Linked DNA regions of Homo sapiens: region 1 is linked to region 2. Evidence: chromatin loops called from intact Hi-C (ENCODE). Cell type or tissue: endothelial cell of umbilical vein. All regions are shown on one strand.

Evidence for each region. Hi-C counts contacts between places; a loop is a spot of excess contacts. Peaks named below come from ENCODE experiments on the same cell type or tissue, not always from the same donor. Only the 100,000 strongest peaks of a DNase experiment are listed, where the experiment ranks them.
Region 1: it touches region 2 in a loop (11-fold over the local background); 2 of 110 quality-filtered maps call a loop at or near these places.

The regions. Positions count from the first base shown.
Region 1 is chr11:128,206,928-128,210,927 of GRCh38, forward strand. LINC02098 (long intergenic non-protein coding RNA 2098) reads left to right here and starts at 1,839. Exons shown (of 4, transcript NR_146647.1): 1 at 1,839-2,015. RefSeq lists an enhancer at 3,420-3,921. In endothelial cell of umbilical vein, no CTCF peak of the experiment used is centred here; DNase peaks (open chromatin) are centred at 1,194, 1,624 and 3,774; H3K27ac peaks cover 3,791 bases.
Region 2 is chr11:128,689,924-128,693,923 of GRCh38, forward strand. SENCR (smooth muscle and endothelial cell enriched migration/differentiation-associated lncRNA) reads right to left here. Exons shown (of 3, transcript NR_038908.1): 2 at 2,732-3,468; 3 at 1,749-2,198. It also overlaps a transcript of FLI1 not described here. Among named protein-coding and RNA genes, the nearest start is that of FLI1, 2.1 kb to the right of the region's middle. RefSeq lists silencers at 3,208-3,257, 3,278-3,417 and a cis regulatory region at 3,637-4,000. In endothelial cell of umbilical vein, a CTCF peak has its summit at 2,092 (motif pointing left); DNase peaks (open chromatin) are centred at 2,158, 3,001, 3,161, 3,748 and 1 weaker place; H3K4me3 peaks cover 2,380 bases; H3K27ac peaks cover 1,778 bases.

The sequences.
Region 1 (4,000 bases), 480 kb before region 2:
AGAAGCAGATGCTGGCACCATGCTTCTTGTGCAACCTGCAGAACTATGAGCTAAATAAACCTCTTTTCCTTTTGAATTAACAAGCCTGAGATATTCCTTTATAGAAACACAAATAAACAAATACAGGAGGTACAAACATAAAGGGGTAGCATGAAGGAGTTATTCTGTGGTGATAGAAGAATTCTGTATTTTGAATGTGATAATGATTATATGAATCTGTATATCGGACAAATTGCATAGAACTACATACATACACACATGCATGAATACATGTAAAAGTACTGAAAACTAAATAAGATCTATAGTCCAGTTAACAGCAATGTACCAATGTCAATTTCCTTGTTTGATGTTGTACTACCATTATAATATGATGTCATGCTTGGGGGAAGCTGGGTGAATGGTGCAGGGGTTCCTAGGTACTCTTTTGCACAACACTCTGAGTCTATAATTACTTTGAAAGTTTTTTTTTAAGCTAAGGAAAAGTTTCTTTCATTCAATAATCAACATCAACATTAACTTTCAACTGTTGACCTACATTACCACAGGGGTGAGCAGCTTGGGAGAAGAGGGCTCCTCAGTCTTGGTGCCAACGTGTTGTTTCTTGGCACCCCCACTGTTAATCTTGAGCAGACCTCCAGACCTACTCCAAATAAGCACACCAGTTGTGTAAAGCCAAGTATCCTGTTCAAGATCTTTTCTAGTCTTCATCCTTCCCTAGTTAGATCGCTACTTGAAACACTTTGGAAGCCACCATTAGATTGAGGGCTACTACTGGTAGTTCAGGGACCCAGATGGAAGAAGACACAGAGGTCAGCTGGAGAATTATAAGGTCTTCTTAATCTTATCCAATGTTTTTCAAGGATGGCAAATCAAATTCTGTCACTAACTTGGTTGTATTTATGTGACAAACGTTTAGTCAGTGCCTTCCCTGAAAGTCCTGAAACTTGTGAAAATGATTCCTGGTTGCCCAGTGCCTACAGGATAAATTCCACATCACTGAGTCGCTCACATAAACTCTTTCACAATATTTGCCCAACCTGCCTCTCTAGACCTATTTTTTTTCTTACTCCTTTCACCATCATTCTTCTTCAGGTTACCCTTACCCCAGAGGATATGATGCATTCTATATTCATCCACGTACATTTACTTGCAGTTTCACAAATATTGCACCACCCATTGTTCCTGCTAATCACTAAGTTTGGAATGTTCCCTCTGCCATTCCTGGAATATCCCTTGTCCCAACACACACATACATACACACACACACACACACATTCAAGCACAGAAAACACACACAAATCTTTTAGGGCCCAGTTCAAAAGTGGTTGCTTTGACATATTCCCTAACTAACCCCTGTGGTTTAGAATGGCCACTTCTTTCAGCTCCTCGCATTAGGAGGTGGAGACAGTTTTCCCCATTCTTGATTCTGGAATGGCCCAGTTAATTGTTCTCACCAGTTGAATGCAGTAGAGGTGGCACTGTGTGACTGTCCAGTCTCACTCAAGAGGCCTTGCAGTTTTTGTTCTCACTCTCTTGGAAAGCTGCTGCCCCCATATTAAAAACCTGGGTCAATATGCTGGAAAAGCCACATGGAAGAGAGCCAAGACACTCAGCTGCAAATTCGATGTTACTGCCAAGTATGTGAAGGAAACTTTCTTGGATCCTCTGGCTGCAGCCAAAACACCATGAGTAATCCCAAGAGATGCCAACAGAAGAGCTGTGTGGCTGAGCCCAGATCCCAGAGCAAAATCATGAACAATACCTTTTGTTTGAAGGTTCTTTTTTGGAATGATTTGTTACACCGTACTAGACAATTGATACAGCCTCGCCCCAACTCCAACCTCAAAAAACTAGTCATTCGGAATTCTGAAAGACCACAGCACTCTATGTCTACTTCTATTATAGATTCATATTTGACCATAATTATTTATTTCAACATTTCTCTGCACTACCAGACTTTGAGTTCCCTGGAACTAAAAATATTGCTTGGACCTCACGCTGTACCTGAATACCTGGTAAGCACTAAAGTAGTAATTGGCAAAGCAATGAAAAGCTAAAGAACTGGCCTTACTCAGGTTGATCCTGTCTGAGTGTGTTCGTCAAACCACAGGCAGAAGGAACTTTCACTTCATACACTGGAAAGAATAGTGAACCTCATGCCTCAGTGGTGTGGCTCACCTGAGGTTAAGTTTAGCAGCAGTAGTAGACTGGAACTTTTTAGAATGCTAAGATTCAACAGCCTCAGATGAACAGTATTTTACTAGCTCTGCCAATCTAAAAGCCTAGGGAACTCTTTGCTTGCAAATAAAAGAATATAATTCCAAGCAAAATCCTGTAAGACTTGGCTTTGAGTCAAAATTATAAAAATAAAAACATTTGATTTTTACAATTCCTCTCTAGAGTTTTGTCCAGCATTATCCAGATGAAGTTGAATTATTCAATATACCCTATAGTTATTTACATATAACTGGTGACATGGCTGAAAAAAGGAGGATCTTATCAATTGTCTTCAGATAATAATTTCTCCAGTTTAGAACCATATTTTGCCTATATGTTAGCTGGACGAGTCCAACTATTGAATCATTAAGTAATCCATTTCTAAGCATGGATATTAAGTTACTTTTTTACATTTAGTTAAGGTTGCATTATTGCATTTAGTACTATTTTCATCTTATGTGTTACTGTTAATATTATGTTATCTTTAATCACTAGATGAAGTTGGAAGGCAAAAAATGAGTAAGGGGCTTGGAAGAAGAAATTTTCAATTCTTGTTTTGCTTTGTCAGTGACTTGCTCCTTGTCCCTTTTCGTCTTAAATATTTGTCCCTAGTTTCATTACTGGCAATGCCTTTTAATGAAAAAAGAAATGTTTTAATTAACCACAATAGTATTTGTTTATGTTAACTTAAAAATTACAGCATTTGCAAATTTTTAACTATAACCAAAATCAACAGCTAGCCTAATTTTAAAAAAGACTTTAGAATGCCTTGATATCTATTGGAACATTACATATTTGTGATCCATTTTACTTTCTACTGTTGAACAGCAGATCCTTCTGGTTCAAGAAAGGCTACGACTCCTTATTAAGTTGCTGTAGTATTGGCAAAATACAAACCAAACTCTATATTAGTGACCCTGTATTTATTTGTAAGAAAATTTAATCCATATGATTTTGAGTCATTGTCACTTACAGTAATACAAGCAAATCATGCTGCGTAAGTGCTACTTGATTTCCAAGATGCCTTTTGAACCACCTTTTGAGGTGGTCTTTTTTATTTAGGACAAGAAGGTTTATTTTTACTGGTTGAAAAAAGGCTCAAGTTTGAGTAAAAATATGGGCATTCATCAAAACAGAGGATGAAAAACAGACTTCTTCAGACAAGTAACAGCGTAAGTGTTGAGGAGTGTTCTAGACAGATAGACTGACTCAGCTGTGACATGTACACTTTCTGGGCAAAGATTAACCCTCCTGCCAGCATAAGCCGACAGTAATAAGCAAGTCAACTTTTCTTTTCCACATTGTCCAATGTAGACAACTGGTGACTGAATTAAAAATGCAAATCAAATTATTGTAAAGTGAATGTGTGTTGATTTTGTAACATTTATTTAGGTGGGAGAGCCAGGGTTTGAATCAGTCTTGTGTTGTCTGTTGAACTGGGTGCTGAATGGAATCCACCTAAACTGGCTCGTCCTCAAACTTCATACCAGAGCAATGAATCACCTTCAAAGCTAACTCAGGGAGCATATTGGCTCCAAAGACCATTAACCCTGGGAACTCCCCAACTGAAAGGTGGGACTGGAGAGATTTAGAACTGCTGGCTTGGAGTTGTGAGTCATGGTTGAATGCCAACAACCTGGCATAAATCACAGAAGCACTTGAATTTCACATTCATTACTTACAACAGTGTGGAAATTGCTCAACATTTATGGCAGACATGCATTCCACAGATATAAAAATAAAACTTTATTAGAAAACTTGATATTAAATTTAGACACTGAGA
Region 2 (4,000 bases):
GAACCAGCGTGGGGAGCGGGCCAGGCGAGCAGAGGCTCTAAATCTTCCTTCACTCTGTGAGTAGATGAAGTCTGAGAAACAAATTCAAAGCAGGCGCGCCTGCAGAGCCTTCCTGCAGAAATATTCCCCGGCATTCAAGCGCATCCAGGGGCGGCTTGAGCTGCCTTGTTTGGCTAAGGTCAGACGAGACTCGAGTTCTCCAATAAAAATAAATCTCAAATTAATTATGGCCTCGAGCGAGAGGCCAGACACTTGAAGCTGCATTTGTGCAGTCTGGAGTTTTGGCGCTTGCCCGCCCACCCCTCCGGTTTTCTCCCGCCCTCTCCTCCTCCCCCTTTGCCAGCTCGGATACCCGCTGCGGCCTCGCTGGACCAGAGGGGCATGGGAGGGGAGGACGAAGGACGGAGGGAGAGGAGCGGCCCGAGACATTCTGCCAGGCCTGGCATCCTGCGGAGTTTCAAGTGACGGAGCCACCCCTGGGTCTGTTACCCCAGGGACCAGGCTCAGATCGTCAGGTCCGCCCACCCCAAACCCAGTCTGGGGCCGAAGAAGCCCGGGAAGCCCGTGTCTGGAAAGTCTTGACCGGGTCAAAAGGGCTGACATTGAGCGAGCCAAGACACGTTTCGACCCGCCGCTCCCCTCCCGGGGGAAGCAGGACTTCCGCATCTTTGAAAATACTGTCAAGTGCGAATGGTGCGAGGCAAGTCGTCTCACCAGCGTTCCAAATGAAAATGCTCCAAATCCAAATATTTCCTGAGTATTCACGCCCATGTGCACGGTTTCTGTAAGTGACCCCAGACTTGGAAACATGTGGTGGGCTGTTTTGTTGTTGGGACATTTTTTTCTCCAGTTGGTAGCTTTTGTTTTAAATACTGGGAAGAGCTTCCTTGGCTGTGAGCTGCCTCTGACTTGAAAACCAGCCCCGAGCTGCTGGAAAGTGAGCTGTCGCCGATGGCACTCATACCAGCTCCTGTTCAGCAGCTCTGCCCAGTCTGGGAAAGGGCGAGGCCATTGGAGCCATGGTAAGCCAGGAAAGAGGGTGTGCACAAGTGTGTGGGCAGGGGCAGCCTTCCCCAAGCTGGGCCCAGAGACTAAGGAAAGAGGAAGGAGAGAAGAGAGGAGGGAGAGGAGAGGGAAGGGGAGGTCTGCCCCACTAACACAAGACAGTTTTCATTTGTAGGCCCTCACCGCAGGCTCTCTATCAATTTGTCTCAATGCAAACATTCAAAATATCCCCTTTGGCTGCTCGTGAAAACAATGTGAGCTGCCAGGATCAAACCATCTTTCCAGATGTCTGGTGGTAACCACATTAAACAGGGTAGACTTGTTTACTATTGTGCTTGGTTAGGGCGCTTCCCCCATCCCCTTTCAGGATTTAAAAAAGCAGCAGTAGCAGTGGAGTTGACCATCAAACCCTGAGTTACATAAAAGTGGGGCAAACTGACCTACGGGCATGCCAACACTGGATGGAGGAAATCCGAGATTCCCGCAGGCATCTAGTCAGAGTTAGGTGGGGTCTTCTTTCTGGGTGGAGACCTCTGTGAATGGACAGGAGCTTCTCCCAGGGGGCTGAAAATCGCCAACAACAGTGGCACCAGTGCCAGTCTGTGAGTCCCAAAGGGCCGGGGTGCCTGTGTCTATGCATCTAGTGGTGCCTGTGCCAGGCTCTCCACTACCCCCCGCCCATCTCCAAAACCATGAAATTGCCGTAGCTTTGGAGAAACAGAAAGTGCGATGGAGTTCCACAGTTAAAAACTAAAGGGCAAGTCTTCAATTTAATCTAGTTCCATATTGAATAATTCCAGTGGGGGAGGCAGCTGGTGCTGAAAGGAATTGGGGGACAGTATAGGAATGTTCGGGTGACTACTGATTAATGTAGTGAAGATGATCTGTCACTTGCCAGACCAACAGGAGTTGGAAAGAGAAACCTAGCCATGGTGTCTGCCACAGAGGGACCCTCTAAAGTGCTAGGAGGAGGGTGGGGGGCAGTCGCCACCTGTGGGATGCCATGAACAGCCTCTGCAACTGGCCAGCACCAGGAAGGGGGGCCTCCTGGTGGTGGAGTTGGAGTCCTTTCTGGCTGAATGAGGAGCAATGTGGCTGGGGTGTGCGGGTTTCTGGTGAGGTCCGGGTGGGAAGCCGTCTCTCCGCATTCTCCTGAAAGCTCTGTTGTAGTTTGAAGGTCGGTAGAGCCTGGGCTGAAAAGGAAACAATTTGGGGTTTGAAAGGATGTAATTCATTCTTCCTTTCCCGTTAACCTCTTTCCTCTCTGGAAAGCACGTGGAAACGCTGAAGGGAGGAGTGAGAGGGCAGGCAGCCTGCCGCGGGGAGGAAAGGGTTAAGCCTGATTTCTTTTAATTGAACTCCAGAACTGGTGGCCCCAGGCAAAGGGGGGGACTGACCCCGCTAGCGGTAACCAGATGTGGCGGTCCCAGGGGAGCCCCGGAGCAGACCCCTGGATTGAGAAGCAGACAGGAGCGGGGGGAGTCAGCCCGGCCCCCATCCCACCATCCACCCCACCCCCACCCCCAACACGCACACCAAGTCTCAATTGCTGGCAGGCTGCACCCGCCACTCCAGGTCTGGTCACGTTCAGACCCGTGTCTGTATTCGAACCCAAAATTGGAGCCGAATTGATGAGACTAATTTCTAGAGAGGGAGGGGGAGGGAGGGAGACGAGTGAGCTCTCGGGCTCAATTGCTCCTGAAGAAATAAAGAATTAATAAGTCACCTTTTTTCGCCTCTGTGGACACCCTTTTGAAATTTTTTCTTCCAATTGACTTGGATCTCCTCTGGATTTTTTTTCCCTCTTTCCCCCGTCGGACTCTTAAATAAAAGTGAGCAAGTCCAAAGCGTGGTCCGGAGAGCGTGGACAAGGTAACCTGTTTTGGATGTCCGGGAGAAGGGAGTCCGGCCGAAAGGGCCCAGCCCCTCGAGGCTGCTCCAACTGGGGCGCGCGGCGGCCCAGGAGGGAGGCGGGGAGGTCTCCGGGTTGGGCCGGGGAACGCCGGCCTCCAGGCTGGGTAGGGAGGACGGTCCAGAGCGCGGGCCTCCGGGTCTCACCCCGGGAAAAGTCTGGGTCTGCTCTGCGCTGTTGCGTGCTGCGCTCCTGGGACCTGCTGACTGTCCTAGAGGGAACGTCCCGCGGTAGTGTCAGTTCCCTGGGGACCAGGAAGGGCGACTCTTGCCTGGGAGTCAGTGCTTGGGCCGTCGGGTCCGGGTAAGCGCTGGGGGTTTGGCTCGAGAAGATGCGGATAGGTGGCCTAGGGCGCCGCGGATCTCCGCCCTCTGCGGGCACCGGGAGCCCAGGGTCGAGGCGCGCCGCCCCGAGGGGCCCCTTCTCCTAACAATGCGCCCGGAATGGAGTCCGCGCCCTGACAGCGCGGGTCAGCCCGAAACCGCCCAGAATCCGCTTCGATGAGTGGGTGAGCCGCTCTGGGAGTCTGCCGCGTCTCGGCAGCGGAGGGCCTGAGTGGAAAAATTCTTATTGGATGCACTTTTTAATGGTTGGTTTGCCTCGGTTTTCGTCCGAGTCTTCCCCGGCAGTAGGCGCTGGGTTACCCGCAGCCCTAGCCAACTCTCCCTCCATACCCCCCCTACCCCACCCCCAAAAAGTTTGTCTCCGGCTGGAAAAAGCATTAATGAACGTATCTGTGGGAAGAAACGGAAAGTGAATGAGTCAGGAGGGCCACCTTCGGCCAACCGCCTCAGGAAAAGCAAAGAAGCCAAAGGTCTTTGGCTTTGGATTTTGGGGGAAGGTGATGGGGGGAGGTTCAGACTTCGGGAATCAGGGCGCGGACGCTGGGCGTGGACCCCGTCATTGTTCCCGGCTAGCTCTTATCTCCCAGGAGCAAGTATCCTGTGTGCGCAGCGCATGAATGTGTCTGGGCATCTCCGCGTATATTTATATAGTGTGTGATGCGAAAAGCAGGACCAGCAGGGGAGGAAGAGGGGGTGTGGGGGGGGAGGGAAGACGAGGGAGAGCAGAGGGGAGAGAAGA